Regions from separate parts of the Homo sapiens genome. Here region 1 is linked to region 2. Evidence: chromatin loops called from intact Hi-C (ENCODE). Cell type or tissue: Caco-2. All regions are shown on one strand. Links, peaks and the distances in the headings refer to the core of each region. The heading gives the core; the rest is flanking DNA.

The links. A loop is a pair of places that touch in the nucleus more often than their neighbours do. Peaks named below come from ENCODE experiments on the same cell type or tissue, not always from the same donor. Only the 100,000 strongest peaks of a DNase experiment are listed, where the experiment ranks them.
Region 1: it touches region 2 in a loop (37-fold over the local background); 1 of 110 quality-filtered maps calls a loop at or near these places.

The regions. Positions count from the first base shown.
Region 1 is chr13:32,236,073-32,252,173 of GRCh38, forward strand. FRY (FRY microtubule binding protein) reads left to right here. Exons shown (of 61, transcript NM_023037.3): 43 at 6-100; 44 at 1,307-1,914; 45 at 3,180-3,277; 46 at 3,639-3,809; 47 at 7,970-8,110; 48 at 11,251-11,430; 49 at 13,454-13,615; 50 at 15,806-15,880. Among named protein-coding and RNA genes, the nearest start is that of ZAR1L, 71 kb to the right of the region's middle. In Caco-2, for the core only: no CTCF peak of the experiment used is centred there; a DNase peak (open chromatin) is centred at 6,739.
Region 2 is chr13:32,099,264-32,115,364 of GRCh38, forward strand. FRY (FRY microtubule binding protein) reads left to right here. Exons shown (of 61, transcript NM_023037.3): 3 at 2,700-2,753. Among named protein-coding and RNA genes, the nearest start is that of FRY, 76 kb to the left of the region's middle. In Caco-2, for the core only: no CTCF peak of the experiment used is centred there; no DNase peak of the experiment used is centred there.

The DNA of each region.
Region 1 (16,101 bases), core at 4,492-9,491, 130 kb after region 2:
GGCAGGGTTATGTAATGGAAGCGCTCCTAACCTTGGAGGCGGCTGTGGATAACTTGTCTGACTGCTTGAAGAACAGTGACCTCCTAACTGTATTGTCCCGGTGAGAATCAGCTTAATGATACTTTGACATCAAGTATACTGCACAGGAGTATTTGGGAGATGCTGGACTTTAGGAAAAGTACAAAGAAAAAATCTAGTTTTTGAAGTATATTTATGACCTGAAAAAGTATGTGTAATACTTTCTTAAGTTAAAAAAGAAGTCATAATACACACAAACACACACACACACACACACACATTATATAAGTATTTTAAAACATCAGGAAGATAGATACTAAGTGTTATCTCTGAATGATAAAATATTAATAATTTTTCATTTCTTTTTTTGTCTGAGTATTTTTCCAAATTTTATGTAATAATTATCCTATTTATTACATTGGTAAAGAGAAGCAAAAGCTAAATATTATTTTTAAATGAATATATACAAAGCTTCTGAACTGTTGCCATAAAAACAGTTGGAATAAATGTTGACTTCATTCAAAGAAATTCCTACCTCAGTATCTTTTTTTTTGCTCCTGCCAATGTTTAATAATTCATTTCAAATTATTCACGACTCTATATTCTGTTTGTGTTATTGAGCTCATCTTGCTTGAAATTGAGTCGGTAATGTTATCTTGTATCCGATTGGGCCTTGTTTTATTTTTAAGTTGAGCATTTTTTATGGATAATTTTGGTATGATTACAAACATCACACATATTTATCTATATTAACATAAAGATTTATCTAAATCAGTAAAAATATAGCAAGAATGTTGACAAAGAGTTTTACCTTTTCAGCATAGACTTAGAAATAATTTTTCTTAAATTTTGGTAAGTACCAAAAATTTCCTTTGACATGAACATTTACCAGCTTCTTTCTGGATAGCATAATTCCCATTTCTGTTCTCCTTATCAGTCAGTTAACAGAATATTGAAGCTTATACCTATCAGGTACATTTTATTTCATAATTACTCCTACCCAAATTCAAGCAAAACATAAATGAAATATCAGTAAACTTTAAGGCCAATTATTGATTCCTCTACATTTTCAAGAAGTAGCAGTCAGTATTGGGCTTTTTGTTTTGTTGATGAGGGTTTCTCTTGTTTTGTTTTTTATAGCTTTAAAGATAAGGAAAAATAAATGAATAGAAAGTGGCATTTCTAAAGAATGATTTCCCTCCTGCAGTGTTTCTCAGTGGACTTGAAAGGACTGGCTTTTGGTGACACATGTTGGCATCCTATTAAACTTATTTATTTTTATACCCAGCTCTTCCTCACCAGATTTAAGCTCCAGCAGTAAACTAACAGCAAGCAGAAAGAGCACAGGACAACTAAACATGAACCCGGGAACCACCAGCGGCAACACCGCAACTGCCGAACGGAGCCGGCATCAACGAAGCTTCTCTGTGCCCAAGAAGTTTGGTGTCATCGACCGATCCTCTGACCCACCTCGAAGTGCCACACTGGACAGAATTCAGGCTTGTACCCAACAAGGCCTCTCCTCAAAAACCAGAAGCTCATCCTCCTTGAAGGACAGTCTCACGGACCCATCCCACATAAACCATCCCACCAACCTGCTGGCCACCATATTCTGGGTCACAGTGGCCTTGATGGAGTCTGATTTTGAGTTTGAATACTTAATGGCCTTAAGGCTGTTGAGCAGACTACTGGCACATATGCCACTCGATAAGGCTGAGAACCGAGAAAAGCTTGAGAAACTCCAGGCACAGCTGAAGTGGGCCGACTTCTCCGGGCTGCAGCAGCTGCTGCTGAAAGGATTCACATCCCTCACCACCACAGACCTGACCCTGCAGCTCTTCAGTCTGCTGACACCAGTGTCCAAAATATCCATGGTGGATGCATCCCACGCTATTGGTAAAGCCAGCCTCGTTCACCCTGTCTCAATTCTGATGGTGACTGTGTTCATCATTTGGTACAATAAGATAATATGAACTTACTGCTTTTAACAATTCTGCTTAAAAATGGTTCCTTGGGAGTAGTTTATTTTTTCTCATAAAATTCTATATAATGTAAATCTCAATGATCTGTATTATAGAAAATATTTTTAAGGCAGTAGCATAAAAGGGGCCAAAATTATTTTTAAGATATTAGCGATTTCTTTTTAGCTTTCCAGATCAAACTGCAGGTGCTGTTAGTTTATTCCATTGCTCTCGTACAGAAAAAAAAAATTTTTTTTTCTTAACTCCTAAATCTTTTATTTTTTTCTTTGCTTTTCTGCTTTTTGTTCTTCTTGGAAATTCTGTTGGTTTCCTCTTGTTTTGAATTAACCCAAATCAACAAACCAGATTTTTCATTTATGTCTTTTTGTTTTGTTTTGTTTTGTTTTGTTTTTGTTTTTTGAGACAGAGTCTTGCTCTGTCGCCAGGCTGGAGTTCAGTGGCGTGATCTCGGCTCACTGCAACCTCTCCTCCCAGGTTCAAGCAATTCTCCTGCCTCAGCCTCCGGAGTAGCTGGGATTACAGGTGTACGCCACCACGCCCAGCTAAGTTTTGTATTTTTAGTAGAGACGGGGTTTCACCATGTCGGCCAGGATGGTCTCGATATCTTGACCTTGTGATCCACCCGCCTCAGACTCTCAAAGTCCTTGGATTACAGGTGTGAGCCACCATGCCCAGCCAACAAACCAGATTTTTAATGCCATGGCATGTGACCCAGAATTCATTTCATGAAGCTATCGCTTAACAGAGAGGGACTAAGCCATTCCTTATTTTAAAGAGTCTTTTCAATTACATGACTAAGACTTAAATTGGTTGGCCTATGTCCTCTCACACCAGTTTTTCTTAAAATATGTTTTTTTGATAAAAATTTCAAACTAGTACTCAGTTTGGCTCAGTTCAATCTGCGCCAAAAACATCTGGGCCAGCCATCCTTATTCACAATAGTCCAGTGCAAGATAATCACTGCATCTTAAAATCGCAGATCTACTTTACTGTCTTCTTTGTAACTGGTGCAATTGTGGTTGTGCATTTTTCATAGATTTTGTGTTAGATCATGTTTAAGCTGATTCAAAAAACTGCTTTTGCATCACCTCAGTATAAAAATCTGTAACATGCCTTCCCACTGTTAACAGCTAAAATATACCATATTCAGCTATCTCCATTGTATCTTCTCTAATCCAGGGTTTCCACTGAATGTCTTGTGTCTCCTGCCTCAGCTGATTCAGCATTTTGAAAATCCCAATCAGTTCTGTAAGGATATAGCCGAAAGGATTGCTCAGGTATGAGTTACAGTTCCACACTCAGGCAGATCCATAGAGGCCTTCAGGACGCCCTAGTGTCAGGCAAATTACAAGGCCCAGAGATGGCAGTGATTTTCTCAAAAACTGGAAATAATAACTAATATCACAGTAATGGAAATATAGGGGTGGCTGATGCAAATTGTCTTGCTTGCTTTCATTCTTGAGAATGCAGGTGGGAAGAATTTGTGAAAATTATATTAGCCAAGCTAAGTATTTCCTGTAATTACCAAAAAGTGTATCAATCTACTTTCCAGATGGCCAGAGCTTATAGTAAAATTGCTAACATTTCTTCCTATTCATTGGGCTATTTTATTCCTAATTGATTTTTTTATTTTAAAAGGTTTGTTTAGAAGAGAAGAACCCCAAACTTTCAAATCTTGCACATGTCATGACTCTTTATAAAACGCACAGCTACACGAGGGACTGTGCCACGTGGGTCAATGTGGTCTGTCGATACCTTCATGAAGCATATGCTGACATTACCTTGAATATGGTTACCTACCTGGCAGAGGTAAGCTTTTTTTTTTTGTTTTTTGAGACAGGGTCTCATTATGTTGCCCAGGCTGATCTCAACTCTTGGGCTCAAGCAGTCCTCCTGCCTTCGCCTCCCAGAGTGCTAGGATTACAGGCGTGGGCCACCATTCCCTGCCAGAGGTAAGCTTTGAAATGAAGGATAAAATCTATTATAGCTTCCAAGGGTAAATTATTTGCATAAAATTGATAATACACTCAGTATACTCTTAACTTCCATATAGTGTGTGCCTATTAAATATTATAATACATGCTAATGGAATCATTTTAAAATCTCACAACAGCACAGTGATGTAGATAATATCATACAGATCTGAGGCTCAGCCAGGTTAAATAATTTTTCACAAGTTTAAAGCAGCAGAGTCAGCCTTTAAACCTAGATATAGCTGCCTCCAAAGCTTAAACTCCTTCTGTTTATTATGGTAACACCTGTCAGTACACGGCACAGATCAGAAATTTTTATCCTAATTACGCTGGGTGTTCAAATCTTATTTAAGGAGTTACCTTGTGGCTTGATATGTTTAATGGTTGTTTGATCTAATTATCAAAGCATACATTCTGAAATAAACTTTATTCTCGCCTTTTATGTTTGTTTTTAAAACTGGAATGGTACTTTGTCATCATACCAACGTGTTTCTAGTATATTCATTACAAACCCTACACTGACCTCTGTGTACGTTGGTGCTAGAAATACATAGAATATTGTTGGGCAAGAGATGAAATGTATTCCGTTTAGCATCTTCAGTCTCCAACAAGTTTATTACACAAGGTCATGAAATCTATAAGGCAAATGACTGGTAATCGCTACGTTGTTTTAGCATTTTCAGTGTTGCTTTTTCCTTTGTGATACGCATTCATAGCTATCACTAGCACCTTTCAGAAGAGATGAGGACAATCTATCCTAGTTTTTCTTTTATTTATATCATCAATCCAGATGCCAGATAGGTTAAAAATCAGCCATTTTCTCAAAGGCTCCACAAGCCTGAAAGCATCTACCTAGCAGAGGAGAGATGCCCCATCCATCAACATTTATAGTTGATCGTGCAGGATTTTGACTTGCAATACAGATCAGTAATGTGTGACCTGTGTTCAGACTGTCAGCAGCCCAGGATTCACTTGCTATTTCCACATCCACATCTCTGACATTTTAAGGAACCTCTCATAAGTACCACCTTGCTGGTTTTAATAGTCATCTGGTCATACCTGTCCCTGCAAGAGTTAACTAAGCAAGCACACACACACCTCAGCACAGAAGTAGTACTGAGAGAACTGATTTGTTCTGCTTGCAAAGGCAGACCTTGCCTCCTTTAAAATAAGGTGAAGTGTAGATAGCAAGGAGGTAACATTTGTCTGGCTCAGTAACCATAAGAAGTTTCAAAAATGCAAATTGTACGTAGCATATATATACAAGGGAGTATTATTCAGGAAGAAATTCTGATGTGTGCTTCCACGTGGGTGAACCTTGAAGACATTATGCTAAGTGAAATAGGCCAGAGGACAAAAGGACAAATATGACAAGATTCTGCTTATATGAGGTACAGAGATTAAGCACATTTATAGAGAAAATGTAGAATAGTAGTTACCAGGAACTCAGGGCAGTTCGTAGTGGAGAATTATTATTTTGTGGGTACAGAATTTCAGTTTGGGATGATGAACAAGTTCTGGAGGTAGATAGTGGTGATAGTTGCATAATAATGTGAATGTACTTGAGAAAACAGGTGGAAAGAATTTGTGAAGATTTTATTAGCCAAGCTAAGTACTTCTGTAACAACCAAAAAGTGTATCAGTGTACTCTGGCAGTCTGGAAAGTAGATTGATACACTTTTTAAAAAAATGGTTAAAAAGGTAAATTTTATGTTATGTGTTTTTTACTACCCATAAAAAAATTGGTTATCTAATTTGTTCTGTTCAGCCCTTATCACAAAATTGTCACCAAAAAATTTATTATGAACTTAACCAAGGTCCCACTGTATATAATATATATTAACTTCTGTTTCAATTACACATTCTTTCAGGTCTTGGCTATGCACATACATATAATTTTGTGTCACTGTGGTATTCCCTGGAACCTTCTTTGCTCACTTATTATTAACTGTGTGTGTATATTTCTATGTGTTGGGGTAGCGCACAGAGTGCTGTTTTAAATAACTCTGGAAGTCTATCAGGTTAAGGTAACACAGTTTGCTTAACCATCTCCCTTTTGTTGCTAATGTTCATAATTTTTTCCATTACAAATGGTCTTGTTATGTAGATCTTTATCAAATGATATTTGAAATTTGATCAAGTAATAATAGATTTTATCAAAATCCTTTTATCACATAATATCAAATGACTCTACATTTCCTGAAGTCGAATTATTCAGTCCTGTGGCATGGATTGTGGGTATGTTATTTAGTTCTTCAACATATTCGAGAAGTTGGTCTTCATAAAGATCCCCCCATTTGTAATACTATAAACAGTGTATAAATATTCTTGTTTTCCTGTATCCCCACTAAATTTTGTCATTCCATTTATTTTTTAATTTAACACTTTTTATTAATAATTTTGAACTATTTTATGTATTTTCTTTCTAGTAAAGATATTCATTTTTCCACATTATAGATTTACATAATTATTTACTCATGTTTTTTGTTTTGTTTTGTTTTGTTTTGAGACAGAGTCTTGCTCTTGTCACCTAGGCTGGAGTGCAGCAACATGACGTTGGCTCACTGCAACTTCCACTTCCTGGGTTCACACAGTTCTCCTGCCTCACCCTCCCGAGTAGCTGGGATTACAGGCACCCACCACTACGCCCAGCTAATTTTTGTATTTTTAGTAGAGACTGGGTTTCACTATGTTGGTCAGGCTGGTCTTGTACTCCTGACCTCAGGTGATCCACCCACCTCAGCCTCCCAAAGTGCTGGGATTACAGGCATGAGCCACCGCGCCCTGCTCTTTCCTCATGTTTTAACCACTCCGTAAATATTGTGTAATTTCAACATTTAGTTGGATCATCTCTATCAACTTTTTATCTTAAACAGTAAACTTTTATCATGATGTCTGTCACATATATGTTTTCCTTATTTTGCTTTCCTTTTGGTCAATATCATTGATTTTTTATGATTATAAAAGCAGTATATATTCATAACAAAATTTGGAAGTTGCAGGAAAGTTTTTAAAAAGAAAAGAAAAATTACCCAGAATTGTAGAGAAACAATACTAACATTTTAAAATTTATTTCCAATGTTATTTCTATGTAACACACACATTCATGTCAATATTGGCATCATCTATTAAAAAGACAATTGTGTATCCTTCATTTCCCACTTAATATTATCTGATATCCTCCACTGCCTTTAAAAATGTCATTCTATTAACTGCATGACGTTTCATTATACAGTTTGCTGTTAACTTATATATCCATTTCCCTAGCGTTCAATACTTGAATTGCTTACAAAGCTTTCTTGTTTTGTGTATGTTTTTTGCCATTATAAATAATGCTATGGTGAAATCTTATACATAAATCTTAATGTCTATCTCTGGTTTGAGAAACATTCCTAAAAGTATAATTACTGTGTCAAAAGATTATGGACCTCTTCATTGCTCTTGATCTTATTTGCCAAACTATCCAATTTACATTTCCACTGATATGTAAGAATACTCATTTCTTTATCTCCCCATCAATACTGAGTATTATCAATTTCTAATCTTTGCCAGTTTGATAACTGACAGATTTTATCTTTTGTTTGAATTTGTAATTTTTGATAATTGGTGTCTGATGCTTTCCTTTTAGGTGTTTTTAAATATTTCCTCATGTGAATTTTATACTTACATATTTACACCTCCACACATGATATAGTCTATTTTGATAATATCTTCAGTTCTTCATAGTTAGGATTTTATTTCCCCTCCTAAGGAAATGTGCAATCAAGCCAGGCATGGTAGCTCTTGCCTATAATCCCAGATACTTTCGAGCTGAGGCAGGAGGATCTCTTGAGGCCAGGAGTTCGAGACTAGGCTGGGCAACATAGCAAGACCCCATCTCCTAAAAAAATAAAAAATAAAAAGGAAATGTGCAATCCTAAATGTGTTGGAAAACACGGGTCCTTCCATACGGAGATCTGGTGTGTGACTGACTCCAGCCGCACTTTGCCCCCACAGCTGCTGGAGAAGGGCCTCCCTAGTGTGCAGCAGCCCCTGCTCCAGGTGATCTACAGTCTTCTCAGCTACATGGACCTTTCTGTCGTTCCTGTCAAACAGTTCAATGTGGAAGTTCTGAAGACAATTGAAAAATATGTGCAAGTGAGTACTTGGATAACTTCACTAAGCAACCAGTCGTTCTAAAAAGATGGAGGCTTTTCCTGTAGCTTGGCTACAAAACCATCTGGGTGCCAGGCCACTCATTCATTCCTTGACATCCATGGCACAGCCAGGGCAGTTAAGAGTGGGAGTTGGCCACACCCTGAGTAGTATTCTGAAGAGAATGAGAGCACAAGACCCCGGCACACTCCGGTGCCTTTAAAAGGCACATTTCCGCCTCTTGGGGCCACAGGCTGAGTATTGAAAGCACACGCCTGACTTGGAGGGCAGAGGCAGAGTCTTGGTTTTTTTATCCCGTTTCAGAGAAGGAGAGGGGACAAGGAACTGTAGGAACTTTCACATGTGCCGGGTTCTAGGCCCGGTGTTTCAACATGTGAAGGATTATTCAAAGGCTAAAACTGTCACTTTAGAGTTGAAGAGTGGTTAAGAAACTTGCAGAAATATACTTGAAAATACTGCAACAAACAAACAAAAAACATTTGTTTGAGGGGATAAATAAAACAAGATGACAAAATGTGAATAGTTGATGAATAGTACAAAGGGATTCATTAGACTAGTCTCTCGGTTTCTGTGTATATTTTAATATTTCCATAATAAACAGTCTTTATGTATATTTTTAAAACCAAGAGACTGGCTCCAAGATTTCAGTTAGTAAAGGCTGGAGCTGGTATTTGGATCCAAAGCCAGTGTCTTTGTTTTATTGTACCAGGCAGCCTCCCTGGCAGGATACTTGGACATCTCCAAACAGCTACAGATTGATTTTTTTTTTCAAAACTGAGTCTCGCTCTGTCCAGGCTGGAGTGCAGTGGCACAATCTCGGCTCACTGCAACCTCCACCTCCCGGGTTCAAGCGATCCTTCTGCCTCAACCTCCCAAGTAGCTGGGACTACAGGCGTGTGCCACCACGCCCGGCTAATTTTTGTATTTTTAGTAGAGACAGGGTTTCACCATATTGGCCAGGCTGGTCTCGAACTCCTGACCTCGTGATCCACCGCCTCGGCCTCCCAAAGTGCTGGGATTACAGGCATGAGCCACCACGTCCAGCCCAGATTGATTCTTAAAGCCGTACTCTGAGAAGACCAGAAACACAATTTATTTTAATGAAAATAAAAATAAATATCAAGGCCAGGTGCAGTGGCTTATCCTGTAATCCCAGCACTTTGGGAGGCTGAGGCAAGAGGATCGCTTGAGGCCAGGAGTTCAAGACCAGCCTGGGCAACAAAGTGACACCCCATCTCTACAAAAATAAAAAAAATTTTAAAAATCAGCAAGGTGTGGTGGTGCACACCTATAGTCCCAGCTACTTAGGAGGCTGGGGAGAGAGTTTCCCTTGAGCCCAGGAGGTTGAGGTTACAGTGAACTGTGATCACACCACTGCACTCCAACCCGGCCAACAGTGATAAATAGGAAGATAGGAATATAGATAGATGGAAAGATAGCTCAAACACACCAGGACGAGTTTCTAGAGCCTGGAAGTTAATCTAAAACACATGACCACAGACTAAAGCAGGGAGGCTCCAGGCCATGGGAGTAGTGCAGGGCCACGATGGGGTTAAGTAGAGAGCGCCTAGCTCAAGAGCATAGACATCCTTTTCTCTATATTGTATTTGTCTATTTCTTCTCTGGAATGTACTTTGTAACTTGTAGGATTCAAGGGCAAATGCTAGGTTCTCTCTGGAAGCTCATTGATGAAGATATACCGTATAAATTTTAGACATTCCTTTCCATCTTTACTTCACCAAATTACTTACAGAAATTATTTGATGCTGAAAGTGACTTCCAAGCATTTTTCAAGTGGCGTTGCTGCATCATACTTACACCACATAGGGTAGGCAGTCAGTTAACAGTTTCTCACTTCACTCACAGGAGACAGGTGGTCAGTTGACACCTTTCTACGAATGTGTGCCCCATTTTGTTGTTTAATGAGGCTGTCCATTTTGTCTTAGGCCTGCGGGCGACGTCTGATACTTTTTATCTTAACTCAAATAGTAGCTTATTTCACATTTAAACCATGGCTTCCCTTGCGCAGAATTTAATAGATGTTTTATTTCATGTGCTTTGACTGCAAAGTCCAGGCAAAAAATAATAATAACAACTTTCATCAAATTTGTTTATCTGTGTTTCTAATATTTTTATGGGAGCGGCACACAGTCTGATTGGAGGTTGTCAGAGAAACGAAGATGGTAAAACTGAGTCTTAAATGAAGAGTAGGAATTTGACATGCCAATAAGGAGGGGAAATGTATTCAAGGATGAGGGCATAGCATGAGTAAAGGCACAGAGGCTGAGAGGGCTTGCCAAGTTTGGGGAACTCCAGCAGCAGCCTGGGGGAGATGACCCTTGCAGGCCATGCTCAAAGAGTGTGGACTCCACCCTGTCCACCAGAGGGAGTCTGTGAAGGAGTTTAGTCAGGGAAGTGGCTTGGTCTGAAGAGTTCTAGGAAGATCACTCTAGCTGGATCTGATGCACTTAAGGGCTGCAAGCCAAGACACCAGTAAGGGGCCATTGAGATAGTCCAGGCAAGGCCCAAGAGGGTGCCGCTGAGCCAGTGCCAGCAGGAATGCCGTGGAGGGAACAGATTACCAGGAGGGAGGGAAAGAAAGGGTTAAGAAGGGCTTCCAGATTCCTGAGTTAAGTAATGAGGAAGACAAGAAGTGAGAAGAAAAGAGGGCTGAAGACAGAGATCAAGGTACCCAGGAAGCAAATGGAGCAGGAGGAGCCAGAGAACTAGAAGGAGGACCAAGAAGACTGGAAACCGGAGGGTGGGGAGAACTTTAAGAAAGAGTGAACTGAACAGTCAGTGTCATAAAATGCATTGGGAGCTTTTTTTTTTCCCTCAAATTAAGGAGGTGCCTCATTACCATAATGGTACCTCATTAATAAGAATTTAATTTAGCTGAAATGGACAAAATTGGTCTTTTTTGTTTGTCTCCTAAACATAGCTCCTTTTATATATACATTGTCTTTTTATGTCATTTGCCTTTTACTTCTCATGGAACCTGCTGCGCTGTTTTAAGTCAGTGAATTCTGACTGGTCACTAGCTTCTCACTGGTCATTCTGACATACATTAGCTTTAAAAAAATTAAATTATTTTTAACCCTTGAATGTTTTATTTCCTGCAGAGTGTTCACTGGAGAGAAGCTCTGAATATCTTGAAGCTGGTAGTTTCTCGGTCAGCCAGCCTTGTTTTACCTTCATACCAGCACAGTGACCTCTCAAAAATAGAAATACATCGAGTGTGGACTAGTGCTTCCAAGGAATTACCTGGGAAAACCCTGGACTTCCACTTCGATATTTCGGAGGTACTTAGCTATGTTAACTATTTCTGTGAACTTTAGCATGAATTTGTAGTAGCAAAGATCAAAAGTAGTTGCCTGGAAAAAAGAAGACTTATTTGACAGTTATTTCAAATGAAGATTTCTAAGGGCTAAATTAGGTTTTGCTTTTTAAAGAACCCATTGAGTGTCATATTCACTGGGACTCTCAGTTGGCAGCTTTTAAAAATAGAAACTAGCCTCAGTTATGTAAAAAATGATTTTAAAAAGAGGTATTTAAAAATGGAACGATCATAAGCATTTTAAACCATGACCTTCACTCATTCTTTATCTGACAATGGTCATGTCTTTATATCCACAATGTTTCTCCCTGAATGACAGCCAGTTCAGCAGATGACCGAAATTTACAGGAATATAGACTCCACTTTTATAGTTGCTTCCCCAGTCCACACTATTTTTTAAACAAGTAAAACTAAATTCTTGCCTTGAAGCGGGCAGGGGAGAGAGAGGGAGGAGCAAAAGACTAGGGACCCAAGCTAAGGAGTCAGGAAGAAAAGAAAGGACAGGAAGTAGTCATGTTTACCTGATAGTCCATGAACAAATATTTGGGAGGCTTATATTGAAGTCTAAGGTATAAAATAACTTTGCTTTCACATCTCTTACCCCATGACTCATGAACCCCCAAAGCAGAAACTGTACTCTGTTCCTGTTTATAACCAGGGCTCAGTACAACATCTGGTGCATTAGTAGATCACTAGTAAATATTTCCAAAACTCTGCTGAATGAATAAATTCACTAAGAAATAAACCTGGTGTCAAATACTGCATGTTCTCACTCATAAGTAGGAGTTGAACAAAGAGAATACATGGACACAGGGAGGGGAACATCACACACCGAGGCCTATCACGGGGTGGGGAACAAGGGGAGGGATAGCATTAGGAGAAATACCTAATGTAGATGACAGGTTGATGGGTGCAGCAGACCACCATGGCACATGTCTACCTGTGTAAGAAACCTGCACATTCTGCACATGTACCCCAGAACTTAAAGTATATTAAAAAAAAAAGAAATAAACCTGGTGTGCTTATATGGAACTTACTTGCACTATTATGTAGGTCATATCCAAGTTGGGTTTTTTATACAATGGTCCTCACTGACCTTTCATCATTTCAGTATTCAGGATGAGATACTATTTGCTACCATTGTGACACCTGCATCTATATTTAATATGTAAATAATATTAAGGTTTCAATTTAATCTTGGTCCATTTTCACATTTTTTTTAACCTGGCTAGGGGGAAAAGCTATTTTTTCTCTGCAATTTGAGTTTGTTGTGTTCTAAAGAGGTACAAAAAAACATGCAGCTGGTTAGCAGCATGCTCCAGAGACCCAGAACTGCCCCAGAATGATGGGTCTCAGGAGCCAGGTGTAAAATTGACAGTTTCTGCCACTGCCGAGGTCAAGCCCATGAGCTGGTGTCTGCAGAGGAGGCCTGCTCGGAGCTTGAGTTTGCGAATTGCTGCCTATGCAGCCACCACACTCTGGAGCTCTCAGGAAGTGAAATTTCTCAAGTGCTGCCCAAGTACCTGGCCCTGACCTCAGTCATTTGAATAATTGAAAAGATATAAATAAGTTAAATACATTTTTAAATAATTGAGAGTATATAAAGATTAATGATTAAAAGTTGGGAGAGGGAAAGGAATTTTGGTCTCTTGTTCTAACTATATGAAATTTTTTTCAAGTTTAAACAATCAAAAACTGACTATTTGGTTTCCTGCATGTTTTGCTTCCCTTTGTCAGTGGTTTCTAAAGCATATTAAAGAACAAGCAGTTGCATTTTTCTGCCGCTAAAGAGGGGAGGAAATGTTGAAGATGAAAAACGACTCATAATGTGTACTTGCATGTTGAGAAAATGAGCCCACTTGTAACACTGAACTTCTCTAATCTGATTTTTAATCAAATAAGCAGCTCTTGGTTGCTTCTGGGGAGAAGGGTTTCATATATCACAAAACCATTGAGACAGAATAATGTGCGTTTGTCTTCTTCTCAAGACTCCAATCATCGGGAGGCGGTATGATGAGCTGCAGAATTCTTCTGGGCGTGATGGGAAGCCCAGGGCCATGGCCGTCACCCGGAGCACATCTTCCACTTCCTCAGGCTCCAACTCCAACGTCCTTGTTCCAGTGAGCTGGAAAAGGCCCCAGTATTCTCAGGTATGCAATCCTAGACCCACAGTCCTGGGAGGGAGTTTAGGGACCTGTTGAGTCCATGTGGCTGGGTCATAAGGGATTCCCTCTCACCATCCCAAGGTTGCCCATATAGGTCTCAGCACTTCCAGGGATGGGGTCTTGTGGCATTCCAAGGAACCCATTTGCTCTTTGAACAGTTCATCACCTTGAGTTGAAGTCTGACTCTTTGCTGCTTCTATCCATTGGTTCCAGTTCTCTCAAGGCTTAGAAAATAAAATCTGGTCTCTCTTTCACATGGCAGCCCTTCAGAAATTCTGCCCCTCTGCCACTCTCCTAATGAGGCCAAACAACACATCCTTAGTTCTCCCAACCAATTCTATAGCACTTGGACTCCCAAAGGGTTGATAGGGCTGCACACCCAAAGACCACCCTGTCTGCTGCCCACGGAACAGGCACCTCAACCATGGTGTCCATGCACGGGCTGAGCCATGCAGATGGCAAGGGGCGGGGGTACTGCTGCCAGATTCTCTGTAGTTCTGTCATCACAGCATAGCAGAGATGCCATTGGGCTTCCTGTCAAGTAAAACTTCTGCATTATTCAGGGGTCTTCTGTTGACTTGTTACAGAAACCCACTGAAAAATTACCTTCTGTGGTAAAGAAACTTATTAACTTACTCATCTTGGCTTCAAGCACAGTTGGCTCCTAGTTCACAGATGTCAGAAACTGGATTCTTAGGCTGTCTCCTCACTGTCCCCACCTTCCCTTCCCAACATCTTGGCCCTTGTTTTCCCCTCCAGTGACTTCATTCTCAGGCAGGGTTTTTCTATGGGAGGCCCAGATGACCTCTGGCAGCTCCAGGTTTACATGGTCTTTGGCTCTGATGACTTCAGAGCGACAGAGGCCTTTCCTCTTTTGACATCCTTAGCAATTCTGAAAGATCTTGCAGGACATGCGAGGGAGGCATAGCCTCACTTAGTGGGAATGGAGCCTTTCCGAGATAAAAAGAGGGACAGTGTTACCAGAAGAAGGTGAAGTGGGTGCTGGGAAGGACAAAGTGGGTGCCCAGGAGGACTCACCTTCTCTCTCAAAGGTTAGGGGAATGGAACATGTAGCATAGTGCCGGCTGCAACAGAGCAGGTTCTCAGTGAGTGTTCAGCTGAAAACTTCATTGGAAGAGAGAAGAAAATACAGCCCAATGTGTTCCTCTACATTGATTCCTTCCCAGAATTGTAAAATGACCACTAAGACTTAGGAAAATCGTTTAGCGAGTCTTCTGCCATTCCTTAACCTCAAAGTCCTCCTGTCTCTGACCTTGAGCAGACACCATATTGAGTGTCTGTCCCCTCTATAATTTGGAAAGAAGGATGCAGTGAATTGAGTTCCGTTAAGAAGAAAAATCTAAGAGTGGCATTGGCCTCCTAGCAGTTTCCACATAACAAACCGTAAATCAGATTAAAGGGGGGAGAATCATTTTAAAGAGATTAGGAAGATTGCTTTAAAAATTCTCAACTCACCAATCATTCTGAGACCTGGGTTATCTGCCACTGGAAAAATGTAATGGTTTATAGAAGAATCCCTATGGTCAAGGGGCTGGAAAATAGGTTTATGAAGGAAAGGAACTGAATCTGTTTAACTTTAGGAAGAAGAAACTAAGAAAGATTTAATATGGCTTAAAACGAATGAATTTTTTCATTCTACAGAAAGTATTCTTCTATTTGAGAAAAAGAGACTCATGCTGTAACTTAATAAAGTGTAAGGAAAGCCTTGCTAATACTGAAAGTTTAACATATAAGAAAAGATTATCAAAGGAAGTGATAGATCTCCTTAAAGAACCTAGGGATTTATTTTCACATACACACATATATACACCCCTTGGGATAACTTAGATCACCACTGTCCAGCAGAAACATAATGTGAGCTTCATTTTACATTGTCTAATAGTTACCCTTAAAAAAAAAGGAAAAACAGGCAAAATTAATTTTAATAATACATGTTACCTAACCTACTATATTTAAAATATTATTTCAACATGTTTTCAATATTTAACAATTTTTAATTGCTATTTGTGTTCTTTTTTCATACTTTTGTGTATTTTACATTTCATTCTGTCTATACGTTAAGTGCTATTGCCCTGTATGGCTAGTGGCTAGAAAATTAGAGCAGATTTGCTCACAGGAACCCATAATGAAACCTGCCTTGTGTTTCTTTTCCAGAAGAGAACAAAAGAGAAGTTGGTACATGTCCTTTCTCTGTGTGGCCAAGAAGTAGGATTGAGCAAAAATCCATCAGTAAGTTCTGTCATGTGTCATAGTTATTTTGGTGTCATATCTCCTTTTTCATTGGTCTGTTTTTGCCTTTGGTCATATAATTTAGAGGATTCAACTGTGAATGACAAGTATGATAGCCACCGTCTTGAGCAAACCCCTGGACTATTTCTCCCCACACCATGATTTTTAATCACACTGAGTTCAGAAACAATGAAAGATCTTGCTGGCTGTTTGCTCGTTTG
Region 2 (16,101 bases), core at 6,993-11,992:
GTGTATATATGTATATATATACAGGTTCAAAATGTGTATTCATCTAAAATACAGAGATATATATATATACACACACACATACATACACACACACTAACACATACACACACACAAATAAGGGTAAGTAACATAAAATGCTCTGCTGGAGGCTTAAAAAGCAATACCGCGTGAGTTGAGTCATTTTGGAAAGGGTGAATTAGCAATATATATTATTCTATAATTAAAAATTCAAGTTGTCCGAGTTTTAAAAAGCTCTCTGAAAGAGCACAAAGAAATACGATTTTGAAAACGTATAATACAGTCAGCATAAAAGCTCTATTTCCTTTGTGTGAATGAACATTTCCCATGTAATTAATTTACTTACAATAGATACTTCAAATCCTTCTACCAGATATGTAAAAATTTCTTTCTGAAATGCATTGAAAACAGAAAACTATTCATGATGAATATTTTCCTCAGAAATTTCAGTTTGGAAAACTGAGGTCTTGCTTTGAGTTACATTTTCTGGAGTTCTCAAAATGTCAATAATGTCTGAATTAAACTCTTTGAATTGAAAAAAAAATGCTCTGCTGGAAGATCAGTTAAGGCTTCCTAATGTAAACAAAGATGTAATAATTAAGGTGAATTGTTTCTGTAGTAGACTCTTGTTACTACTGATATTATTTTTGCAGAGAACTAGATGTGGTGCAAGAAAAATCACATGCCCCAAATTCACCAGTTACACCTAGTAAATGTATGATTGGTAGGTTCTCCCTCAGTACCAGTCTAATAAATAAACCTTACTTTGCTTCTAAATCTAGGGACTTGGAATAGTGAATTGCTTTCAACTTTTTATTTTATTTTATTTATTTTTATTTTTTAAGATGGAGTCTTGCTCTGTCACCAGGCTGGAGTGCCGTGGAGCAATCTTGGGTTCAAGTAATTCTCCTGCCTCAGCCTCCCGAGTAGCTGGGATTACGGGCACACACCACCTTGCCCAGCTAATTTTTGTATTTTTAGTAGAGACAGGATTTCACTGTGTTGACCAGGATGGTCTCCATCTCTTGACCTCGTGTTCTGCCCGCCTCGGCCTCCCAAAGTGCTGGGATTACAGACGTGAGCCAATGCACCTGGCCGTGACTTTTTATTATCTGTCAAATCCCAAGATAAATATTAAATTTTTCAAATAAATTTTACGGTTTTTATTATGTTGTTGCCATTGAAGACATAGGACCACTTATAGCATCAGATTCTTTTTATAAAATTGGCAAATAAGTTTATTTATGGTGTTACAACATGATGTTTTGATATATGTATAATGAGTAAATCAAGCTAATTAACATTTCTATCACATTACGTAAATTTTTTTTGTGATGAGAACATTTAAAAATCTACTTTCTCAGCAGTTTTCAAGTATACAATGTATCTTAGTCCATTCAGGCTGCTATAACAAATTACTATAAAATAAATGGCTTATCAACAATAGACATCTACTGCTCAGAGTTTTGGATACCCAGAAGTCCAAGATCAAAGCACGGGGATATTTGGTTGCTGGTGAGTTCCCCCTTTCTTTATAGATGGTGCCTTCCCGCTGCATCTTCACATGGCAGAAGGGGAGAACAAGCTCCTTAGGACCTCTTACTGATCCCACTCAGGAGGGTTCTGCCCTCGTGATTTAATCTCCTCCCAAAGGCCCCACCTCTTAACACCATCACCTTGAAGGTTTCAGCGTATGAATTTTTGGGGGATACATTGAGGCCATAGCACAATACATTATTAACTGCAGTCACCATGCTATACAGTAGCTCTCCAGAACTTATTCTTCCTATCTAAATGAAACTCTGTACTCTTTGATCAACATCTTCCATTTCCTCTCATTCCTCTCTCGCCAGCCCCTGGTAACTACCATTCTAGTCTCTGCTTCCATGAATTTGACTTTTGTTGATTTCAGGTTTATGTGAGATTGTGCAGTATTTGTCTTTCTGTGCCTGGCTTATACACTCAGCATAATAATAATACTCCAGGTTCGTCCATGTTGTCAAAAATAACAGGATTTCCTTCTTTTTTAAGGCTAAATCGTCTTCCATTGTATATATATGTAGCACATTTTCTTTATCCATTCATCCACTGATGGATACTTAGACTGACTCTATATTTTGGTTATTGTGAATAATGCTGCAGTTAACATGAGCATGCAGATATCTTTCAAGATACTGATTTCATTTTCTTTGGATACATACCCAGAAGCTGAATTGCTGGATCATATGGTAGTTCTATTTTTAATTTTTTGAAAATCCTCCATACTTTTTTCCACAGTGGCTCCACTAATTTACATTCCCACTAACAATATACAAGAGTTCTCTTTTCTCTACATGTTTGCCAACATTTATTATCTTTTGTCTTTTTGATAAAAGTCCTTATGACAGGTATGAGGTGATATCTCATTGTAGTTTTGAGTTTCCCTAAGTATCAGATTCTTAATGTTTTGGTCAAAGAGACATGTATTAAGATGAATAGCAAGAGTCGTGGCAGTAATGATCAAACATAACTACTATGGTTACAATACCTAAGGGAGAATACCTCACTCATTTAAAAATTGGTGCCTCCTGATTCCATAATGAGAGAAATGAGTGAGAAAAAATGGAACAATAATGGCATTTCTTTTATACTATTTAAGAGACTCTAATAATTATTCTTGCATATATTCTTTTTCTTTCTAGGAAAAGCCATTGACAAAATCTCTGCAACGTGGAGAAGACCCCCAATTTGATCAGGTATGTGATATATATGTTATATACTAGTTTTCCTTTATTTCAGCATTCACGCAAGGCAAGGTCTGCATGCTCACTATTGTTGTATGGATGAACATCCTCAAAAAGTATATGGGTATGTGGTCTTAAGAACTGTACCCTGCAGTTTTCATGGTTGTGGTTTATAGCTGTTCAGTAAATGTCTATTGGTTAGAATCAAAAAGAACTGGAAAGTATTGGGATAATATGAGTAGGTCTTCAATTGATTATTTCCTAAATCTTTACATATCAGAATTAAAGAAACCAAGAAAAGAGAGTTTAAAGGAAATTCCATTCGTTTAAAAACTTGAGATTCTTCTAAATGAATGATACTATGTGATGATCAGATCTCTGCACTAGAGCTTATTCTTGTTTTCATGCAACATTTTTTTGAAGGCCTACTATTTGCTTGACGCTGTGCTAGGTACTGGTGATACAAAATCTAAGATAACTTTTAGGTCTTCAAGAATTCAGAGTCTTGTGAGAAAGATACTACCTCAAAATAAGTATAAAACAGTATAGGATCTTAGATTCTAATAGAGAAAATAATACATGAACAAAATGATTTAAGACAGAATAAATACAAGGTAAGTCCTTTGAAAATAGGTTAGGACTAGTAAAGAACATTCAACTCTAAACAGTAGGTAATAAACATATGAAATCAGGATCTGATAGATTCTGGTTCAGTAACCAGGAAGGCCCTAGGCATGTTTAAAAATGATGGATAACAGGACATCCAAGGAGGCTGGAGGTATGTTTGTGAAGTTTCCTAAACTTTTGCAGTTAATGACAAAAAGGACATTATGTTCTTCAAAAACCTCAGTTGGTGCCAACGTCAGACACAAAATACTGCTAGATATTCCCTGGCTTGTGGTAGTACGGTGTTTTTATGGTCTAATGAAAACCACACAGGGTGTACACTTTCTGTCGGGCTTTGAAACTGCCTTTAATATGAAATCCAGAGGAAGTCTCCCTGGCTGTACAAATTTAGACTTGTATGATCCAGAAACACCATGACTGTACAGACAAAATCCTTTGTTTTCTATTTTATGAGCTGTTCTGTGAAGGAGACCTCACAGGTTTATGCTCACAGCCAGCCCTGCAACGGTGGCGTGGCTCTGGGCTAGCTCTGTTGCCAGCCAAGCTAGCCATTTTCCAGAAGGCTGGTGAAATGGAAGATGGGCCTCATCTCTTTGTGCCATGGCACTATCTTCTTTTGTCACATTGTCCATTGTTGTTGTCACCTGGCAGGTGCTGAGGTGGTCAGAGACCCTTGGTGAATACGGTATATGATGTTTGGGGTTACCATTTTGGAAATGTGGCAAGTTGTGGCTTTTTAAGAATAAATATCATTCTCAGCAAACTATCACAAGGACAAAAAACCAAACACCGCATGTTCTCACTCATAGGTAGGAATTGAACAATGAGAACACATGGACACAGGAAGGGGAACATCACACACCAGGGCCTGTCGTCGGGTGGAGGGAAGCGGGAGGGATAGCATTAGGAGATATACCTAATGTTAAATGACGAGTTAATGGGTGCAGCACACCAACATGGCACATGTGTATGTATATATGTAACAAACCTGCACGTTGTGCACATGTACCCTAAAACTTAAAGTATAATAAGAAAAAAAAAGAATAAATAGTGCTGGGCGCAGTGGCTCACATCTGTAATTCCAGCACTTTGAGAGGCCGAGGCAGGTGGATCTCCTGAGCCCAAGAGTTCGAGACCAGACTGGGAAACATGGCGAAACCTTGCTGCTATCAAAAATACAAAAGAATTAGCCAGGCATAGTGGCACATGTCTGTGGTCCCAGCTATTCAGGATGCTGAGGTGGGAGGATCACTTGAGGAGGTGGAGGTTGCAATTGAGCCGAGTTCACGCCACTGCACTCAAACCTGGGTAACAGTGAGACCGCATCTCGAAAAAAAAAAATGTACATACTTATCACCTGTCTTTTATTAGCTTTCCACTCTATTTTATATTCTTTGTCTCTTTATCTTATTAAATTATCACTGTCCTTTCTTCAAAAACATTTTTCTCCAGCTTAATGTACCTCTCTTTATCCTCTGAGAAAATCGTTCTAAATTTTAACTTTGCAGATAATAGTAATCCCAAATAACTAGGCTTAAACACAATTTCTTATTTGTTACTCAGCTTTCTATTTCTGAATCTCAGTATTGTGGAAAAGACATGACCTTTGGAATTAGACAAACCTGGGTTTAAATCCCACCTTTGTCACTTAATTAGCTATATCACTTTTAACTTTGCGTCTCCAAGTGTTGTCCATGGATCTGTGTCATCAGCATCACCTGGGAGCTTGCTAGAAATGCAGACTGTTAGCCTGGCCCCAGAACTGCTGCATCCGCCACCTAACAAAACTCCCAGGTGACTCACATGCACATTAACGCTTGAGAAGCCCTGCCCTGTAACATATCTCTATGTATTAAAGACACTTTAAGTGTGAACCAATAGTAAGATGGTCACTAAGAACTTTCAAATAGGTCACATAGGATTGTCCTCTGATCATTACATCATAAACTCACAAATGAACTGTGAGAGAGGACAAGCCACAAAATGTAGTCCAGTTTTAAAGTGATAGCAAGACTTTCAGGCCTGATATGGTTTGGCTGTGTCCCCACCCAAATCTCTCCTCGAATTGTAGCTCCCATAATTCCCACATGTCATGGGAGGGACCCAGTGAGAGGTAATCAAATCATGGGGGGCCAGTCTTCCCCATGCTATTCTCATGATAGTGAATAAATCTCATGAGATTTGATGGTTTTATAAAGAAGAGTTCCCCTGCATATGCTCTCTCTTGCCTGCTGCCATTGTAAGACGTGACTTTGCTCCTCATTCACCCCTGTGCCATGATTGTGCAGCCTCCCAGCCATGCAGAACCGTGAGCCAATTAAACTTCTTTCCTTTATAAATTACCCAGTTTCTGGTATGTCTTTATTAGCAGCGTGAGAACAGACTAATATAAAGCCATAGAGAAACTTGACTAAGGTTGGTCCACCTGTAGATTCAGTGGGGAAAAAGTTGGCAAAGCATAATAGCTTTTGAAGGTGCTTACTGTGGTTCAAATGTGTACCCTCCAAAATTCAGCTGCTGTTAATGTGATAGTATCAAGAGGTAGGGCCTTTAAGTGGTAATTTTCCCATGAGGGCCCCTCCCTTGTGAATGGGGTTAGGTGCTCTTATAAAAGGTCTTGACAGAGGGAGCTCCTCTCTTTTGGTCCTTTCTCCATGTGAGGACACAGTGTTCAAGGAGCCATCTTGGAAGTAGAGACCGAACCTTCACCAGACAGTGAACCTGCTGGTGACTTGATCTTGGACTTCCCAGCCTCCAGAACTGTGATGAGTACATTTTTGTTCTTTATCAATTACCAATCTCAGCAGCACTAAAACAGTGCTCATCTGCTGTTTCAACCAACAAACTATAAGAATTTCAGTTCCATTGGTAAGGCCATGAATATAGCAAGGTCTCTTAGTCCTTTGGCATTAAACATTCAAATTATATAGTTTTATTCCAAACAGTAGGATTTTAATCTGGGTTGCCACAGAAGTCTGTCTATGGGAAAAGAATATGCTGGAGATGCCACCTTGAGTGGTTCAGACTCCATTGCTATAATTGTAGGAGTAGTTGTAATAGTAGAGATAGCATTTATTTAGTACTTATATGTGATAGGTACTATGCTAAGTGCATCCTTTGAACAACATACAGTTGGTTCCTGTTTAAATGATATTTGTATCAAGTTCTTTCTTCTAAATGTCACTGGCATGAACAACAGGGTATATAGAGCTAGGTATCTACTGTTTCACTGACTAATCCTGAATGGCCCTTTTTACTCCTCTACCTAACCAGCCCATGATTCATTTTCTTCTTGCTAGAAATAGAAGCAAAAAAAAATTCATGTAATACTTTATAGTTTACCCAGCCCCTTCTCATATTATCTCACCTGACATCACTCAGTCCTTCCAGCAACTCCAAGAAGGTATTATCTCTATATTAAATATAATATAATAATATTAAATATAATATTAAATTATACTAACATTAAATATAATATATTAATATTAAGTTAAATTATATTAACATTAAATATACTATTGTATTAATATTAATACACTATTATGTTAATATTAAATATATCTATAGGATATATAACATTATATTTACTATGATATTATATTTAATATAGAGATGATAATAATGGTGAGTCTCAGAAGTTTCCCAATATTATATGACTAAAACCTGAAGGAGCCAAGACTGTAATTTATTGTTTCTGACAATACAGCCTGTGCTTTTTACTCCATAATCTTTGTTTCTAAAAACTAGGTTGATGAGAGTTCAGAGGGAAGTTTTCAGCAGGTAAAGGATCTAAAATCTTTTATCAGTTATGATTAGCTTTGGCTACAAATGGCAAATAAAGTAAAATCTTCTTGAGCAAGATTATTTTTTCTTTCTTATGTATGGCTTACATTCTCAAAGTCCAGTATGGCTGCTAGAGCTTGGCCATTGCATCTGTATTCCAGGCAGCCAGAAGGAGAAATGGAAAAAGAATTATAGAAAAACAAAAAACAAAACTTTCCAACATAGCATATACCATTTCTACTTATATCCAATTAGCCAGATGTCAATCACATGGCCACATCTAGCTATAAGAAAGGTGGAGAAATTTTACTTTGGGTGACTATGTGTCCGTCTAAAAATGGGGTATTTTATACCTAAGGAAGAAGAAAAGAAAAAGAAGAAAACCTGTTATTGGGTAACAGCTAGATGTATCCACTAGATATTTAGCCAAAATGCCCAAAGTAGAACTATTTACAGTTCTGTACCTCTTTCTTTCCCACTGTGGGTTTCTCCTCAAATTTGCCAGTTTTCCAGTTTGAACTTAAATATACATATATATTTAGAAGCTAAAACTTCATGTTTTCTTTTATATTTTATATTTTTACACTCATAATTTTATTGGTTTAGTATTTCTAAATTTAACCTAATTACACTCCAACTCTGTAAGAATAAACCTGGAAGGGCCTGGCGTAATGGCTCACGCCTATAATCCCAACACTTTGGGAGGCCGAGGCGGGTGGATCACCCGAGCTCAAGAGTTGGAGACCAGCCTGGCCAACATGGCAAAACCCCATCTCTACTAAAAATACAAAAATTAGCCAGACGTGGTGGCACGTGCCTGTAATCCCAGCTACTTGGGAGGCTGAGGCAGGAGAATCGCTTGAACCTGGGAGGCAGAGGTTGCAGTGAGCTGAGATTGCACCACTGCACTCCAGAGTGGGACTCTGTCTCAAAAATAAAAAATAAAAATAAAGAAGAAACCTGGAAAAAAGATTTTATAAATGACAAGATGTCTAAACAGGATTTTTAAAGCTCAGTGTTAGTAGGAGAAATATACTAGTGAATGCTTTACACATTGGAGAACTAGGAATTTGTGCCCTCATTTCCAGAATTTCACTTTTCACAAACTTCAGGAATATGAGTTTTTTTCCATTGTTATACAGCACCTACCTCCTGGCAACCATGTGCCAAGCATTATGCCAACTCATGGAAACAAACAGGAAGGAAGCATAGTGCCTGCCCTAGAGGCCCCACCACTGGAGTCTCGTTGGAGAGAAAAATAGAACTACAATCAGATAAATGATAACCGCAGACTAGTAAGTAAGCTAAAGCGGGTGTGAGCCTCAGGAGAGCAAACTTCGCCCTGCCCTGAGGAGCCAGGGAGGCCTTCATGGAGCAGGCAGCAGAGGTTCAGAGCAGTATGGGCTATCCCTTCTGGTCCATGCTAGTGATAAAGTCATACCAGTAACAAGAATCAATAAAGGCAGAAGAGAATTCCAACAGCATTTGAAGATGTATATACTATCACTATTTATTTTAAATTACTATAGTAACTGTCAGGGCTTAGCGAGTAAAAGGAACTAAAAATCGTTCTGGTAATAAAGTAATTTAGCAAACACTTACTGTGCATGTGTATATGTATATACATACACACAAAGTTTTATATGAGACAAAGAGATGTAAGAATGTGGTCCCCAGGCATGTGTTTCACATTCCAGGAGCTCCAGATCTGGAAGAGGGTCAGGCAGTGCACAACCAGCCTTGACATAGGCCTGCATGTGTAAGAAGTGCCACATGAATGGTGTGGACAGTAAATATGCTGAGACTTCAGGGACAGAAGACACATGCCTCAGGACCAGTTGCCTAGCTAGAAAATGCCTTCTAGATGAGAACAAGATTTATCAGGTGCCTAAAGCAGTAGAATCGATAGGATTTGCTGAGTGTTGATGATGAGGAAGATAGGAAATTTCAGAAGAAAGGAACATTTTATGCAAAGGTCCTGAACAGAAAAATGACACTATCAGTTATCTTTGAGGAACCTAGAAATTGATCAATTTAGTTGATGCAGAAGGCATGTATTGTTAAAGGATAATCTTCAAAAACAGGCAAAAATATGACTCACATAGAGATATAAAATGAACCTGTATTAAACATTTTATTTAACTTGTTATTAGTGCAGGATGTTACAACCAGTTAAATTCCAAAAAACAGACACATTTATAAATCATCATTGAAATGAATGCAATCAGAGGCAAAACTGGCTTCTTTCATGTGGGGGAGGGAAGTCCACTGAACCTTCACTGGACAGTTTTTCATGTCTATAGACAAGAATTATTTTGCATTGCTATCAGGTATCTACCATTTATACAATTTTAAAATAGCTCAAAGGCATTGACAGGTATAGAGCCCCCATAGACTCAGAATCAGATAACCCCTTGAGAGGTATGCTTTAGTTTTCCATTGTAAACAAACATTTCCTACAGTCTGGCAGAAGTTAAAAAAGAGATCAGGCGGCAGAGGTAGAAAGGGATCAGATTGTGGAAGATCTTAATGCCAGTGGGATGGGGCTGTATGCATACCAGTATCAAGTTGTCAACTTGATGTTAGCCTTAAGGAGACAATGGTCATGAAGGCAGTAATGAAGAGACCTAAGGCATTTGGGGAACATGGCATTGATAAAGATTCTAAGCTAAAGGGGCCTAAACTAAAATGGAGGCAGTGAGACTATAAGAAAGGACGATTATAAGCAAAATTATATAAAAAGGATAAACATTGGTTGAGAAAAGGAGAAACAAAGGATAACTGTAGTTTTAAGCATGATTTGGAGCGATTTCCATTCAATTAAACAAACAATGAGTGCCTGACACATACTAGGATCTGTGCAAGGTGCTGAAGTCACAAAAATGAATAAGACAGAGCCCTGTCCTCCAGGAATTCTCAATCCCAGAAGGAAGACAGTTATCTACACAAATAAAGTGGCAATGTAAACGCTATAATAGAGGTTGTATCAAGTGCTCTAGGAACTCAGATAAAGGAGGAGTTAATGATGCTAGGAAGGTACACAAGTGTGTGCTACAAGAAGCAACCAAGGAGCAGTGACATTTAAAATAAGCCTTTTATCCAGATGAACAAATTGGGCCAGGGTATGCCAGGCAGCAGGGGTCTCACAGACAAAGGAGAAGTTGAAGGTGAAAAGAGCAGAGTGCTGGGAATGAGGGTAGAAAGGTGGACTGAGCCCATTGCAGTGGGTAGTAGGAGCCGTGCTGAGGGGTCTAGATTATTTTCTATGGGCTATGAGCTCTTCAAGCAGAGGAAACTATACTTGGGGGCAGAAGACAAGAGAAGGCTGTAAATCCGTTATGCATACTGAGTTTTCAGGGAAGGTGAAATATCTCAAGAAAAATAACGGGTTCAGTTTATTATGTGGTCACTCAACAAACACTGATAGAGACTAGAGCACATAAGTAAAGAACGTCATAAAGAGTTTAGTATCAGGAGGTGGGATCTACAAAAGAATGGCTAGAAAAAGGGTAGTTTGGAAAGTGGGAGAAGTCTAGAGATAGTGCTCTCTAGGGCAGGGATGGCCCATCACAGCAGCTGATGCAGGGACATCACGGAAGATGCAGACCAGGAAGAACTGGAGGTTAGCAGCTAGGAGCTCACTGGAAGTGGCTTTGAGGAAGGCTTTTGCTGCAATGGCTATTCATGGATGTGTAGAGTGCATTTTCATAGTCGATGGACTAATGTTAAATACTTTGAAGCTTACTTTCACAAGCTAAGTTATAGTGGCTGATTATGATTGGTAGCACCTAAATAACAAAGCAGCGTGCTAGAACATAATCATGGAACCAGTGATGAGTTCCTTATCTGGCATCTGTGGAGAGCATCTATGAATGAAAGGCATGTGAGCTCACCATTTTACCTTCAAGTGGTTTTCTTCGTTGTACAGACATCTTTTTACAATAAAAGTCCACAGCATTTTATTTCAGATTCTCCAAAGAAACAATAGCCAACAACAAAGAACTACTCATCCAACCGTGATGAGCGTGGGCCTGGGTGGGTGATGATCAAATTAGCCCATTTTTAAAAGTGAAAAAGCAACACTCCAAAATAACTCTTACTTGAGGGAGTTTGTGACCCTTACCTGTTGGAGATTGTATTAATGACAGCCACTAGATACAGTTACTCTCAGAAATGAAAATTCTAGCTGATGAATGAAGTCAGAAACGAATATTCTTTCACATACCTTCCAGCTACATGCAAATGCTTGCTTGTTGATTTGCTCTGCCCTTGGCTTTTAGACCTTTGCTTATGTAGTATTTAATGATGATATAAACATACAATGTGTTAAATAATACCAAAAATTGTATGCTGTACAATGTTTTTCTGTTTGAAGTATTATTTCAACTTTTAAAACAGTCTCATACAGTAAGTGGAAGTTATTTTCTCTTTGCATAATAAAGTCTGATTACTCTGCAAAGGAGCATGTGTCAGAGCAATCAGAATTCAGATCCTTATTGTCACAGATGAATTGTCCTACTATGCTTTGGCATTTCATGAGGAACAGCATAGAAGATAAGAGAAAGTACAGGAAGCTAATTAAGACAGGGCAACATCATAGGATTCTGGGGAAGAAATCCTTTCCAGGAGAACCTGGTGAATACTGTCATTTGCTCAGGAGACTTCAAGGGAAATTATTGCAAAAAAGGCCATTGGTTGGCCATTGAATTGTCCCTGCTGATTTTTCAAATAAAGGTGCCAATAATGTGGCAAGGACAGAAATCAGATTTCAGGGATCAAGAAGAGAGTTGGGGGCAGATGCAGTGGTTCACTCCTATAATCCCAGCACTTTAGGAGGCTGAGGCAGGTGGCTCATTTGAGGTCAGAAGTTTGAGACCAGCCTGACCAACATGGTGAAACCCCATCTCTACTAAAAATACCAAAAAAAAAAAATTAGCTGGGCGTGGTGGTGTGTGCCTGTAGTCCCACCTACTCGGGAGGCTGAGACAGGAGAATCACTTGAACCTGGGAGGCAGAGGTTGCGGTGAGCCGAGATTGTGCTGCTGCACTCCAGTCTGGGCAACAGAGTGAGACTCCATCTCAAAAAAAGAAGAAGGAGAAAGAGAAGAAGAGAGTTGGCAGTGAAGCAGGAAGAGGAAGCATCAGCATTGCATGGGTGATTGAGAATCTGTCAGGAAGAAGGACAGATAATTGAGAATTAGATGAGAAAGGGGAGAGCAGGATCATATGAGGGCTACATGTGTTTTACAGAACGCTCTTATACCAAATGAAGTACAGGAGCTTCACACTGTGCCTTCTTGCAGAGGGTTGTGTCCATTTGTCACAACCCACTTATATTTGGACTCAACACTTTTCTCAGAGTGGTTGAGGATCCTGAGTTAATTGGTTTTATTCAATTGATTGATTCTGATTCCAGAATAGTCATGAGTTACTATCCTCAGTGTCCTTTCTCATTGGCTTTGAAGTGAGCTGTTGCCTGCAGCAAACTCAGGGAGCCAGATGTTTGCTACCTTTCTCTCAAGGGTCTAATGCAGGACAGACATTGCTCAGTGACCTCTAATGCAAGCATTTGCAAGGCGCCAGGCAAAAGGCTTTGTATTTACATCTGCTGGAGTCAGAAAAGAATGGGAACACAAACTAAGTTGCAAGGGTTCTAATGAAGACCCTGGGAGTTTGTGCTTGGACACGGGATAGGTGGGGCTTTTCAGGTTCCCACAATATACTTAGAAAGTGACATTTCTTCAGCTCTGGTGAATAAAATCCTGACAGCAAATTCTGTTACTTATTCTGTTATTAACTTAGCCTGTGATCTCATCACAGTCATTTTTTGTCTTTTTTTTTTAATGCTCCTCTTTCTATATTTGGAAATGAAAGAAGGAAACACATTTTGGAAGGTTTATTATGTGCCCCACGTTTTATAGCATCTCATTTGTCCTCTTAAAATCCCAATGAGGTAAGTATTTAGTCCCATTTTACAGCTGAGAACACAAAGCATCAGAGAAATGGTGGCATGCCAAGCTTATACAGCTATAAGAGGCAGAGTTGTAACTTGAACCCAAGACCATTTGATCATCCCATACACTAGAGAAACTATGAAAACATGGCACGTGAGTGGTCAGTCTCACATGTTGGGTTCTGAGAACATTAAGCTGTAACTATTTGCAATTGAATGTGACTTATATTCTTAACTAGTGTCATATCCGTGAATTGCAGATCATTTGCCCAAACATTCTAAGTAACTTCAGTTAAGGTTTTCTTCCAGATGTTATGTCTTACATACTTTTGTGTACTTGTGTACTTATGTACCGTTTACTTTATTTCTTAATATGTTAAAATACTATCTGTAAACAGGAAACACATGGTTAAACATATTCACACCTCTATAACTGAGCTAAAATCACTTTCTACCATCTTGGTAGTAGTAATTTTCCGGAAAAGGAAGCAGATGAAGAATGTAAGCAATTAAGAGTGAAAACAATTTAACTGGCATTGGATTTATATTAGTGTTAGTCAGCATTGCTTTAATTATTCTCTAGTGGAACACTGTTCTATGAAATGAACTAAGATGTTAAAATCAAAGAATCTTTTCCTAACTTGAATGAAAAAAAATATTTAATGTATAGATTTTTATGATATTGTTTTTCTATGAAACTATTCTTAAATCTTTGTCGTTACTCATCAAATACTATAATCTAGCAATAGTATGATATGTGATCAAGTATAAATAAATTGCATTTGAAATTAAGATATCAGCATTTTATGGTATTACACAGTGAGTATCGTGGCCCTCAGAGTTGCTTGACCACTTGAATTTGTTAGAGAAATTAAACCATCAGTGCAGTTACTTTAAAGTTATTCATTAAATGTTCCATTTATGAGAAGCCAGTCTTATTACTATAAAATATGGAATGACTCCACTGAGTAATTATTCAAACACTTATATGTAAAGTTTCCTTCTTTGCGTTTAACAAGTATAATGAAATGCTTATGAAAAATCAATGTCTTAGCTGCAGCATAACAGTCTCTTTTGGCCTATTTATACATAAACTGCCAAAGTAAACATTAAAACATTTACAAAGTACATTTAGTTTTCTTCTGTATCCCCCCAAAAAAGAAAACACAAGTATGAAATAGTCCTGTGATTCTGTGCACTTCATCTCTTCATGCTGCCCAGTACCTAGCTCACTAGCTCATCTGTGGTGGAAGAATATGATCATTTAAATGCAACAAGAACATCTTTGTAAATGGGCCTGCCCTCTTTCATCAGGAGCACAGAGCTAGAATTCATCTTACCATTGGCTCTGCTTCCCGTAAATGAAGGAGTTGAGTAACCAAGAAGCCAGCTAGACCTTCCTCCCTTCCTGAGCTTTGAGGGCCAGGTCTTTGCAAATTCCACCCTTCCTTCCTGAAAGCCTGGGCTCAGAAGGGCAGTAACAGAAAGATGGAAAAACACACACATCCACCCCATGCTGACCTTTCATCCCTTCTAAGATGGTTTCAGTGTTTTGCCATGGAAAGTATGCCCAGTAGATCTAACACCAAGAATGGATTCAGGGTGACTTTTTAATGGGGGAGAAAAAAATATTTTAAGAAATTATTATAGATGAAGTCTGATGAACACTGTGGAAGTTCTCTATGGAGAATGGGGGTTCCACATACATGAGGTAGCGGAACATTGCATGCATTGCCCAGAGATGTTTAGGAGTCAAACGTAAGTTTCCATCTCTTTTATGGGTCTGTAGTGAGTATTGGAACTTATAAATATCCCACACAAGTATTTTTTGAATAAACTTTTTATTTTGAAATAGTTTTGGATTTGCAGAAAAGTTGCAAAGATAATTCAGGCAGTTGCCAGTTTCCCCTGCTGCTATAGCATCTTACACTGCCATGGTACTTTTGTCACAACTAAGAAACCAGCATAGGTACATTATTGTTTTATGTGTTGGGCTTTTTTAGTGGTTTACTATAAAGGAGATTGCAAAGGATATAGATGAAGAGATGTGTAGGGCAAGCTGTTGGGGAGGGGGTGCAGTTTCCATGCACATTATTGTTAACTAAACTCTACTGTGCTTTATTTGTATTTCCTTTCTTTTTCTCTGATATCTTTTTTCCGTTCCAAGATACCATTCAGCATACCACATGAACGTTTAGTCATCATGTCTCCTTAGATTCGGCAGATTTACACAAGTATTTTTAAATTATTGAAATATAACTGTAATGCTTTGAAATTTCGTTACCTATGTAATAATTAAGATAGTCATCCTATAGTCAGAAACTCTGAATTCTGATCCCTTTTTCTTCAATGGGAGGAATGTCCTTCATTTCTCAATTCAAAACATTTTAGATGTTGGTGACTTCGGAAAGTAAATATCCTTTCTCATGTTGGGATAACTTTAGAAAGAATTAGTGAATTACTACCTTGCCACATCATGATTAGCTTTCTTCTGAAAAGTTACTGCTGTTACATTCATGACCACAGCAGGAAAAATATGTCTTGGCTGTGGATTTCACTAGAGTCAAGGGAAGGGTGACTCTTTAAATAATTAGATTGCTCTTCAGTTTTAAAAAGTTTATGCTGACTAGGTTAACAGGGCAGGCTGAATGCAATAGCCTATTTATTTTTACCTTATATTAACTCATAACTAAAGATAATGTACAATTTTGTATGTGTACATATAACCATCATTATGGGAGAGACAGCATGAAGTAGGCTATGAAGTGGTAGAATGTGAGAAAGAAAGCAATAAATATTTTGTTCAATCTTAAGGTTTCTTTTAAAGGTGACAGTGGAAAATCCTATTGACACAAAGCACTTTAGCTCCCTTTGCTCTCATTTCCTGCTTTATAAAAGGAAGTGAAGCCCGGCCTGCTTAACTGCAGAAATATTGTGAGTTAACTAAGGATTTCCATTTCTTCTGCCATCTCTGCTTCTCAGGCCGAGATCACAGAA